Regions from separate parts of the Homo sapiens genome. Here region 2 is linked to region 1. Evidence: chromatin contacts called from ENCODE Hi-C or POLR2A ChIA-PET data. All regions are on one chromosome and are shown on one strand. Each heading gives the region's core, a stretch centred on a gene start or an enhancer-like site at or near the end of the contact. The rest is flanking DNA. Distances are from core to core; before and after follow the strand shown. Region 1 holds the start of APOH (apolipoprotein H). Region 2 holds the start of PRKCA-AS1 (PRKCA antisense RNA 1).

What was found. Hi-C counts contacts between places; a loop is a spot of excess contacts on that map. ChIA-PET counts read pairs that join two places held with the same protein, here RNA polymerase II (POLR2A).
Region 2: a map of HepG2 shows a loop between it and region 1 (2.8-fold over the local background). The contact joins the promoter of PRKCA-AS1 here to the promoter of APOH in region 1. A Hi-C loop is called at or near these places in 2 of 168 maps with a recorded cell type or tissue (HepG2 and endothelial cell of hepatic sinusoid). POLR2A ChIA-PET finds 5 or more read pairs at or near these places in 2 of 52 experiments (HEK293 and HepG2).

The regions. Positions count from the first base shown.
Region 1 is chr17:66,226,088-66,231,980 of GRCh38, forward strand. APOH (apolipoprotein H) reads right to left here and starts at 3,328. Exons shown (of 8, transcript NM_000042.3): 1 at 3,229-3,328; 2 at 1,933-2,109; 3 at 1-37. The coding sequence starts at 3,292.
Region 2 is chr17:66,413,710-66,419,602 of GRCh38, forward strand. It overlaps PRKCA-AS1 (PRKCA antisense RNA 1), which reads right to left and starts at 3,145. Exons shown (of 4, transcript NR_110822.1): 1 at 2,834-3,145; 2 at 1,261-2,076. The region is part of intron 2 of PRKCA (protein kinase C alpha); the gene reads left to right. RefSeq lists enhancers at 362-656, 2,632-3,131.

The DNA of each region.
Region 1 (5,893 bases), core at 2,078-4,577:
CCATTTTCTAAGATTCCAGCAAAAGGACATACTCTGGCTGTGATACAAAGATAAAAAATGTTACTTTTCTTTGGGCTAAAAAAAAACATAAACAGGTAAATTTCTATTTATAGAATTTTTCATTAAATGAAACATATAAATTCATTTTCATCCTTTGGTTCAATAACTTTACTGGTAACTATTCTAAGAAAGCAATTCAAAATAAGACAAGTGATATATGTACAAAAGCGTTCATTATACTGTTTCTCCTAATAACAGAATTTGGACAGGCGGGGAGCAGTGGCTCACGCCTGTAATCCCAGCACTTTGGGAGGCAGAGGAGGGTGGATCACTTGAGGTCAGGAATTTGAGACCAGCCTGAACATGGTGAAACCCCATCTCTACTAAAAATACAAAAATTAGCTGGGCATGATGGTGGGTGCCTGTAGTCCCAGCTACTCTGGATGCTGAGGCAGGAGAATAGCTTGAACCCAGGAGGCAGAGGGTGCCAAGATGGCACCACTGCACTGGGCAATAGAGTGAGACTCCGTCTCCAAAAAAAAAAAAAAAATTGGATAGTCTAAGGGTTCATCAGGGGACTGTTTTAATTAATCATGGTAAATCAAAAGTTGAACTATTATGTAGCCAATAAAATATGAATTGTGAAATATGTGGAGATACAATTTTTATGATATGCTGATGAAAACAGAAAAATACAAAATTATACCTGCTCTCTGCAGTAATGCAAAAAGATATGCATGGAAAATAAAAAAATGAAATTTTTAGTGTTCCAGAGTTATAGCTGATTTTTATTTTATTTATTTATTTATTTTTTTTTTTGAGACAGAGTCTCACTCTGCTGCCCAGGCTGGAGTGCAGTGGCACAATCTCAGCTCACTACAACCTCTGCCTCCCAGGTGATTCTCCTGCCTCAGCCTCCTGAGTAGCTGGGACTACAGGCGCATGCCAGCATGCCCGGCTAATTTTTTTTATTTTTAGTAGAGACGAGGTTTCACCATGCTGGCCAGGCTGGTCTTGAACTCCTGACCTCAGGCGATCCACCCACCTTAGGTTCCCAAAGCGCTGGGATTACAGGTGTGAGCCACCGCACCTGGCCCTGATTTAAAGAAAAATTTTCCCTAATGATGTTACATTGGCTTTTTACTAAAAATTATGTTTAGGCTCTTTAAGCAAAAAAGCATAGTAAAATCAACTTGCATGAACATGCATAACTTTGACAAAGGTCCTGTTCATATAACCAAAATCACCAGATCCATACATCTATTTTTACTGCTTAACTTCTACATATAATTAAATGTACCATAAATTCAATCTGGTTGATTGCATAATACTTGACTGTAAAGAATAATGCTAGCATGATATCATAGAACCATGTTCTAAGAAATAAATAAAAGCAACCATTTACAGTAAAGCCATAGTGAGATTGATATATTTTACGTTATATTATTATTTTAATTTGACCTCTTTTCTTGTATTTCATTATAATATAATATATACATAATGTAGATGAAATTTGTATTCATTTCAGTAACTATTAAGTCCGCTTTCATTTTCAGGTGAAGTCCAAAGATATGATGATTCCCCAAATTTTGTTTTTCCAAATGTCTCTTTGGCATCAGTTGACATTTCAAAGCCTCTCCACTGTTCTTTTAACTTCTGTAGTGTTTCTTTCTCCTTTTGCCACACCAGATCTCATTTTTAAACCTACCCTAGTTTCAGGCTATGATCTTCTCCTCTTCTATCAATAGCACCTATTACCCTTACTCTCTTTGCACAGAGAGAACTCCCCAAGACCTTCTCATTTCTCTCCAACCTGGCTTTCTGCAGCATCTACTGGCCCTCTGCACTCTGAGCATGACGAGGTAGCTTATTCCTCCAAAATACCCAGAATCCAAATGAGGGAAGAGAATGTGAGAGAAGGTACTGACTTACGTGTACATTTCAGAGTGTTGATGGGCCACAGTCCTGTGAGAGGGCAGATAAACTTTCTCATCCCTCCTCGGGACACATAGCCCGGCTTGCAGGAATACGTAATCTCTTCTCCTGGCTCATAGAATGTTTTTAACGGGACCACTGTGGAAAATGGTAAATCATCTGGCTTGGGACAGGCTGAAAGAGGGCACAAAGCAGATGGTTAACAAATCTCTATTTGCATTTTAAAGTTCAGCTAAGCCCACAAATGAAAAATGTGTGTACTGTTACCAATTATAAGCATACCAAGTTGCATGCCAAATACCTCATATACACTATCTCATCTAATCCCCTCAACAACCATTTGAAGGAGGTATTATAATTATCCCCATTTTACAGGTCAGTATGCTGAGGCTTAAATTGGCTACGTATCTTACAGAGGAGCTTTACACATGGCAATATTAAAGAATCAGTATCAATCCAGTCCCTCCAGCATCCACTCTAAAGAGAATTTAGTTATCAGCTGGGCGCAGTTGCTCACACCTGTAATCCCAGCACTTTGGGAGGCTGAGGCGGGTGGATCACGAGGTCAGGAGATAGAGACCAACCTGGCTAACACGGTGAAACCCCGTCTCTACTAAAAATACAAAAAATTAGCCGGGTGTGGTGGCGGGCGCCTGTGGTCCCAGCTACTCGGGAAGCTGAAGCAGGAGAATGGAGTGAACCCAGGAGGCGGAGCTTGCAGTGAGCCGAGATCGCACCACTGCACTTCAGCCTGGCGACAGAGCGAGACTCTGTCTCAAAAAAAAAAAAAAAGAATTTAATTATTCTTCTTCTTATTATTATTATTGTTGACTGAGTTTTGCTCTTGTTGCCCAGACTGGAGTGCAATGGGGGGACCTCGGCTCACTGCAACCTCTGCCTCCCAGGTTCAAGCAATTCTCCTGCCTCAGCCTCCCGAGTGGCTGGGATTACAGGCGCCTGCCATCACGCCCGGCTAATTTTTGTGTTTTTAGTAAAGACAGGGTTTCACTATGTTGCCCAGGCTGGGCTCGAATTCCTGACCTCAACTGATTCGCCCACCTCGGCCATGATGCCCAGCTAATTTTTGTATTTTTCATAAAGACGGGGTTTCACCATGTTGGCCAGACTGGTCTCGAACTCCTGACCTCAGGTGATCCACCTGCCTTGGCCTCCCAAAGTGCTGAGATTACAGATGTGAGCAAGCACGCCCGGCCTACTTATCATTATTGATCCCTGACATATACGAAGGGGTTGGATATATTAATTATTTTTTCAAAAGCAAAAAGTACTTACTCCGTCCTGCAATAGCAACATGGCAGAGAAAACTCGAGAACAAGATGAGCACTGGAGAAATCATTGTGGATGAGTCACACTGGCACTACCAAAGTGGTTTTCGTCTGCTAAAAAGACAGAGCCAAATATGAAAGCGCTTAAACATTAACCATTTTCTGGTGTACTTTTATCTTTGTAAATAGAAGATAAAGTATCATGATTTGAATGGAACTCTGAGACCCACATTCTTTAATCATTTACTTTCCACTTATGTGGCTCTGTTATGAAATCTTTGGGAGATGGTTTCTGTCTTCATAACGTTTTTGTTAATGGCACAAAACAGTTCATTATTGCTTTTGACAGAAACTTGTTGTTTCCGGGGTTGCCTGGACTTCTCATTCTCCATCTTTTGTTTTGTGTATGTTGTAGATGGAACACCAAAAGATCGAAGCTCCTGTTTCACTCACAGCCTTGGCATATAAACTTTGGACAAACACCTACTCTCTGTTCTCAGTCTCCACCTCTCTAAAATGATGTTCCAGTTTTCAGATGTATAATTACAAAGAATGTCTTCCAGGAGGCACTTACAACTTTAATTCCCTACAAACTGAGCTCAACATCCTCTCTTGCAAGCTCCTATAGCTCCAGTTAGGACCTTAGAGCTATCCTTGAATTCTCTATCTTCTCTTACGTCAGATCAATACAAAGTCCTCCTCATCCATTCTTAATATGTCTTGGATCTGTCTAGACAGGTTTCTAGATCTGTTTCAGGAATTTGAAAATTGATTTGAAATTAACAACTTGGGACTCGAAGAAGAAAAAAAAACTTGAGTAGGATAAGATAATGGGCCAGTGCTGATGTTGTTGCTTGAGAGGGTTCGGAAGGGGGGTTGTCTTTGATTCCCTAGTTCTCTTCTACATCATTTGCTCTAAAAAAAAAAAAAAGGATATATAAATGGACAATAGCCAGGCCATATGTGAAAACAGAACTCTGACCCACACATCTGTAGCAACAGGTCTAGAAAGCCAAACCTACAACCTCTATAGCAGTTGGCCCAACTTAAGGCCAACCAGAGAAATCCAAACATATTTCTCTAACCAATCACATGGACACCTCACTTCTAGTTAGTTTCCTTCCATCCTCCCCATACCAACAATCCGTTGGAGCACACCTGAAGCCTTTCCTTTTTTCTATTATAAAGCTTTCCCACTCCTCTGTCTGACTTTGACTTTGAGTCTCTGCCAAACACAACTGTTAATGGCTGCCTCCCTTCCTATAGCAAGCTCTGAATAAATAACCTCCGCTTGCTCTCATTTGGGTGATCTTGGTTTATATCCAGAGGTCTAAAATTCCCTGAGACACATCAGCTTGAGAAATCTCCATCTGTCAGGCAGATGATTCTTAAATTACGATCCTAATGAACATTGTGTTCCATGATAAGAAGAGTGTGCTGCCACTAATGTGAAATAACAGTGGTCCTTCCCTATTTGTCCTTCTAAGGGGAAGGAGATTCTTGTTCTCTGGATAATTCCCAGGTTCCGCTTTATTGTGGAGAATCTCCTTGATGAATGAAGAAGAAAGAAAACTAATGAAGTCAGGAGGAGCCAAGTCGTTCTGTATAGTAAGATCTGAAGTAGAAGGGGAAAAGGAGAGAGAAACCAAAGAGGTCGGGCATCAGTTAAAGAAAATTTGAGAAAAGGTTAAAATTGAGACGAGAATATTTTCAGCAACAGCTACAAACTGAGTGCCTGATATTGAGAGAGGACAAGGAGAAGGGTTTTTAATGATGTTTCCTGGTGGCTGGGCTCCCTTGCATTAGGAAACTTGGGGTAGGGGTGTCGAAATAGTTTATATTCTATTTTAGGTGGTTGTTACTTGGCTACATGCAATTTTCAAAAGCCATCAAGCCAAATATTTAAGATCTGTGTGTTTACTTGATTATACTTCAATTGGAAAACTATGCACTCCTTTCCTCCTTCTTCCCTCCCTCCCTTCTTCCTTCCCTCCCTCCCTTCTCCTTCCTTCCCTCCCTTCTCCCCTCCCTTTTTCCCTCCCTTCCTCCCTCCCTCCTTTCTTCCCTTCCTTCCTTCCTTCCTCCCTCCCTTCCTCTCTTTCTCCTTTCCTCCCTTCCTCTCTTCCTCCCTTCCTCCTTCTTTTCATCCTAACTCAGTCTAAAAGTCACAAGGAAGGCCTCAAGGGGAAAGTCATGCTTATCTGTGTAAGGATGGCAGCGTGATGGTGTCACAAGCTTAGCTACATATAGGAGATTGAGCAAACAAGCAAATATATTGAGGATAATGGGGGTCAGGTTTCTCACTAACAAGAGAAGTAACAATGCGGAAAGAAGGAAAGTTAGCATGAACCTTGAGGTGTTGGATTGAAAATGGAGACAGTACAAATTGTGCGTATATATAAACAGATACAGAAATCAATATAGATATAATGGTATGTACATGTGTGTGAATGTATGCCTGAATATACATATAATTCTTAGTTCTGTCCACTAGGATAATAGCAGTAGTACATCCAGTAGCAATGAGCACACACAGTGCCTAAATATTGGTTGTTAAATGCAATTCTTGGCCAGGCCGTGGTGGCTAATGCCTGTAATCCCAGCACTTCAGGAAGAAAGAAAGATCGCTTGAGGTCAGGAGTTCAAGACCAGCCTAGCCAACAGGGTGAAAC
Region 2 (5,893 bases), core at 1,895-4,394, 190 kb after region 1:
GGGGTCAAAGATTAAGTATCAGGGCTGGGTGTGGTGGTTCACGTCAGTAATCCCAGCATTTTGGGAGGCCAAGGCAGGCAGATCACTAGAGGTCAGGAGTTCGAGGTCAGCCTTGCCAACATGGCAATACCCCGTCTCTACTAAAAATACAAAAATTAGCTGAGCATGGTGGCAGGCACCTGTAATCTCAGCTACTGGGGAGGCTGAGGCAGGAGAATCGCTTGAACCAGGAGGCAGAGGTTGCAGTGAGCCAGGATTGCACCACTGCTCTCCAGTCTGGGTGACAGAGTGAGACTGCATCTCAAAAAAAAAAAAAAAAGATTAAATATGAGAACGAAAGATGCATATAAATAGATAGGGACGTAATTTCCCTATCTATTTATAAGGGTTTCAGGAGCTCTACATCAGGAACTAAATGTATACCAGTGATATGGTTTGGATCTGCATCCCCACCCACATCTCATAGGAATTGTGATCCCCAGTGTTGGAGGTGGGGTTTGGTGAGAGGTGATTAGATCATGGGGGTGGATCCTTCAGGAATGGTTTAGCCCCATCACCTTGGTGCTGTGAGTGAGTTCTCACGAGATCTGGTCGTTTAAAAGTGTGTAGCACCTCCCTGCTCCCTCTTTCTTCCTCCTGCTTCTGCCATGGAAAATGCCTCCCTCCCGCTTTGCCTTCTGCCATGATTGTAAGTTCCCTGAGGCCTCCCCAGAAACGTGTCACCATGCTTCCTGTACGGCCTGTGGAACTGTGAAGCAATTAAACCTCTTTTCTGTATAAATTACCCAGTCTCAGGTATTTCCTTATAGCAATGAGAGAACAGATGAATACAACCAGAGGCCAAATACATATTTCTTATTACACAGCATCATACTTTGCTTCACATGTGTATAACCAAGGATGTTTTTGCTTGTCTTATATGGTATGACCAGCTTGGCAGTGGATCTAACCTTTTAGGACTTTTGCTACTAACTCTGCTTGGTTTCTGTTTGTGTGTGACAATGTGATTCAAGCAGATGTTATAGTCTGGTGAACGCCAGGTGTACTGTACTGGAGAAAATAGAAAAAGTCAGGGGCTGGTTTGATATCTTGTGGTCTTCCTGCATGTACTATATGCCAGGAGACTTACTTCATAGTAAGACATACTATGAAGCCACTAGAAATTGTTTTTAAAGACTAGTTTAGTGACATGATGTTAAGAAGAGTGGCAAGGTACAAATGCCTATAAATAGACCAGAATGAAAATATACTTAAATGTACCTGGAGAAAAAGGCCAGAAGGAAGTGCGCCAACATGATAACGTTTATCTCTCGGTGCTCATAGAATGAGTAGTTTTTTTTTTCTTTATACTCTTCCACATTTTCCAAATTTTCACAAATGGGCTTGGATTACTTTTATAATCAGTAATTTAAATAAACCTTTTAAAAGCACAGCTTGTCTATATTTCATAGTAAAGTCTAGATAATCTCTGCTGACTTTAAATTCAGCAGTATTATATACTTAACTATGATTGAGCTAAAAGATGCTGTCATTGAATTTTTAATTTTGATACGATGTCCATTTAGAAAATAAGTTAGAACCTCCTTTGGACTTTTTCCCTCAGTGAACAGCTTATATCAAATTAGCATGAGGTTGATTCTGAATTGGCTCACACTTGAAGTGAATGTCCTTTGTAATTTTCAAAGTGATCAGTGAGGGATTAGAAGCTTGCTGTAAAGTGGCAGTTTACCTACACTTGCTCAGCTGTAAATTATTAACTTTTGGCCCAAAGGTAGCCCTGGAAGTCCTGAGCTATTCATTCAGGAGCACGGTAGGCAGAGGCCAATGACCTTAAAACCAAACGGCCAGATTTCTAAGCGCAGTCTTAAAGCATTCTTCTTTGTTTCCACAAAGATCAAAGATATCCTTAAATCGATGTTAGAGAAAGCGTTCAAAGAAGTGTTCAGCTTCAAAGAAAAAAAAGTGGTAAGCTTTCTAGCCCTTTCCAGCTCGAAGTGCCCTGGGGTCTGTTGGTTTCTGGGTAGGTTGGGCGATAGGGACTTTGCCTGGTTGCCTTTTTTGCGTCTGCTTCCTCATCTGTGAAATGGGGATAACAACAGTGCCTGCTCAAACTTGTTGGGTGGACTGAATGAATCCGTCCATATAAAATGCCTGGCACATAAGCACTCATCAGCTGTTGTTATAATTAAGGTCAGTCCTTGAAAGGCTTAAAGAAACCTGGGCAGGAGGCTGCTGTAAGTGACAAGCCACCCACACTGTCAGGCTGCATGCATTCCCATTCGTTAGGTGCCTCTTTGGGAATTCTGGATACTGACTGGCACACAGTGGGCATTCTGTAAATGGTGGTTAAATGGATGAATGAACCGGTAAGACCCCCTCCCTCACTATGGGTTTCTCTTACTCATCTGTAACTAATTCCAAAGTCTACCATCATGAAAGAGCCTGCACTGTTGTCACCTGCCTCTACTGAGGTGGCTGATAGACTAGCTGCTGCTGGTGTCTATCACACAGGCTACAGGTCCTGGACCCCTGCAGGATGGGCAACCACCATCCTGACTGGCTGAGAGTGGACACCCAGGAAAAGATGGGTGTGGGCCATGCAGAAAGCTGCAGCGGAATGGCATTAGTGCAACTCCACGTGTGTGCCCGACGTGCTGGAACAGGGAGAGGGAAGCAGAGGCAGCGTAGTGTCAGAAGCGTACACAGGCAGAGGTGGCTAGGGGAGTGGGGAGCATCCATGTGGCCGGCAGCTGGGGACTGACAGGCACAGCTGGATCCTCTCCCACCGTGTAGCCACCTGCCCAAACTCCACTAAGCCTTTTCAAGGACTGACCTTAATTATAACAGCTGATGAAGCTTATTGTGTGCTGGGCATTTTACATAGATGAGTTCAGTCAATCCACCCAATAGTCTCAAGCGGGTGCTGTTGTTATCCCTAGTTTAGAGATATCAAAGAAGTTGAACAAGCCCCATCACAGGAAAAAGGAGGTGCTGGGATTTGATCCCTGGCAGCCTGACTCTGAAGCCTGTGTAACCTTGTGCTTCCTCCTCCTGCTGGAAACATCCTGTTCCTGTGTGTGGACTGCACACCCCGGGTGCCAGAAACCTCACTGTGGATTGTCTGTCTGAGATCTACCCTGTCCATGTGTCACAGTATTGGAAAAGGTTCTGGAACTCTGGCCTTTGTCTCAAAAAAAGTTGGGGGTGGGTGGGCGGTCTCGCTCTGTCACCTAGGCTGGAGTGCAATGGCGCGATCTCGGCTCACTGCAACCTCCGCCTCCTGGGTTCAAGTGATTCTCCTGCCTCAGTCTCCTGAGCAGCTGGGACTACAGGTGCCCCCTACCACGCCCAGCTAATTTTTGTATTTTTGGTAGAGATGGGGGTTTTGCCATGTTGGCCAGGCTGGTCTCAAACTCCTGAGCTCAAGTGATCCATTTGCCTCGGCCTCCCAAAGTGCTGGAATTACAGGTGTGAGCCACCGTGCCCAGCCTGGCCTTTTTTTTTTTTAATACAATAAAAAGATTAATTGAAAATTATTAAATCCATAGCATAGTTTACTGCAGTTTACCGTATTGTTCAATTTAGGTATAATTACAGATACAGGTGCCCTAATACCACAAAACTGTCTGGCTAGTGTGAACTTTGGTCCCTAAAGATCTGGTGAAATCCCTAGCCAGGTGCAGCAGAGGAATTTGTCTTTGCCTGGATTATCATCTTTGGTTCTTACTGTCCTGTGTTGCCTCTGTGGCCCATCCATTCCTAGGCTGCAAGGATGGCTTCAGGCCATTTCTGCTTGTAGAGACTTGCATTCTCTCTCTGGAATTGCTCTAAGCTTAGATTTTCAGTTGAGCAAACACTCATCACATGTACCTGCAGAGAGCTCCTGCTGTCTCTTTTCTCAGTTGCATACCACCCCAGGTAAGGAGGGTCCCTCTGCCTCCAGTGTCACTGCAAAGCGACAGCTACCTGTTGCCCATTGCCCAGGCTCACGTTTGGTCTTTTGTTTGGCTGCCTCTCAGGTAGTGGAAGGTGAAACACAGGACTTTTCCTGATAGAGATAGTTATTCCTCTGTTGAAATCCAATTTAAATATCGTTCTCTTCATGGCAAAAAAGAGTCCTAGAGTTGCTCAGGCCATTCTTTGGTTCACAGTCCCCAGGATGCATGCAACTGGGATTTTTCTTAAACTACTTACCTCTTTTATTTCTATGGTAACTCCCATGCTAGGAATACAAAACACAAATCTGCACAGCAATGTTGCACACTCTCTGTTTTATTTTCCCCAAATTAGCCATGTTTGAGCGTGGACCTCTTCATGGGCAGTGAGGATCACTCAGCACACATTTCTGTAAACTTTTTGGTGCGCGTGGGTTTTACTGTCTTCTGTTGAAGCTGTGTCCCCCATTTGGAAGGACGTGCAGGTGTGAAGGAAGGACAGTTCTTGCTGAAAAAGATGGGAATGGCTTGCAGATGTCTGTGGATTAAGCAGATCTAAAAGCTATGAGAAAACTGCCTACTTGTGTGTGTGCGCGTATGTGTATAGTAAATGTATATATGCATATATTTTATATTGACATTCTGTAGATATGTTTGAATACAGAAACTTGTTTTTACTCCGACTACTGAATCCAGAAGTACCAAATAATATACAGTAAACAGTAAAACCAAGATTTAAGGTTGTGTCAAAAAGGTACAGTGATTCAGTCATATCCATTTGTCATTTGTTTTAGCCTTTTTTTTTTTTTTGAGATGGAGTCTTGCTCTGTCACCAGGCTGGAGTGCAGTGGCGCGATCTCAGCTCACTGCAACCTCTGCCTCCCGGGCTCAAGCAATTCTCCTGCCTCAGCCTCCTAAGTAGCTGGGACTTACAGGTGCATGTCACCACGCCTGGCTAATTTTTGTATTTTTAGTAGAGACGGGGTTTCACCATATTGGCCAGGGTGGCCTCGATCTCCTGACCTCAAGTGATCTTCCAGCCCCAGCCTCCTAAAGTGCGGGATTATAGGCACGAGCCACTGCTCCCAGCCGGTTTCAGCGTTTTTCTTTGTTTGTTTGTTTTTTAAGAGGGAGTCTCACTCTGTTGCCCAGGCTGGAGTGCAGTGGCGCGATCTCGGCTCACTGCAAGCTCCGCCTTCTGTGTTCACGCCATTCTCCTACCTCAGCCTCCTGTGTAGCTGGGACTACAGGCGCCCACCATCACGCCCGGCTAATTTTTTTTTTTTTTTGTATTTTTAGTAGAGAAGGGGTTTCACCGTGTTAGCCAGTATGGTCTTGATCTCCTGACCTCGTGATCGCCCACCTCAGCCTCCCAAAGTGCTGGGATTACAGGCTTGAGCCACTGCACCTGGCCTCAGCATTTTTTGAGTGTTTTTCTTTCTGCAGTTGATCAGTTGGATCCTCCATATCTTGCGTATATACATGGGCTCAATTATTATGTTAGGATAATCAAATAAGAATACTAGTTCAATGATTAGCACTGAGTGGTTGTTAGGCAGTCATGTGCTCAACACTGATGTCACCTCTTTCTGTAAGCATACTGAGTAGAGACATTTTTTAGGTTTAAATTGACTTAAATGAAAGTGAATAAAAAGGCCTTTTCAAAAGAATGGGTTTGAAAAACCTCAGTACCCTTTAATACATGTACATTTCTTTCCTTTCTTCATTTAATATAACATGTGTCTGTTGTAACTGTGTTTCTTAAATGTTATTTTAAGGTTATATGTTCTTTAATTATGGTCAAATATAATTTGGTCACCAAAAACGAAATAATAGTTTAAAACAAGTAGCTGTTACTAAGGGTGCTAAAAATACTCATTTTATAATTAATTTTTAAAGTTTTCTTAGTATATTATAAATTGTGCCCTGGTCAAGTACAAATGTACACATCAAAATGC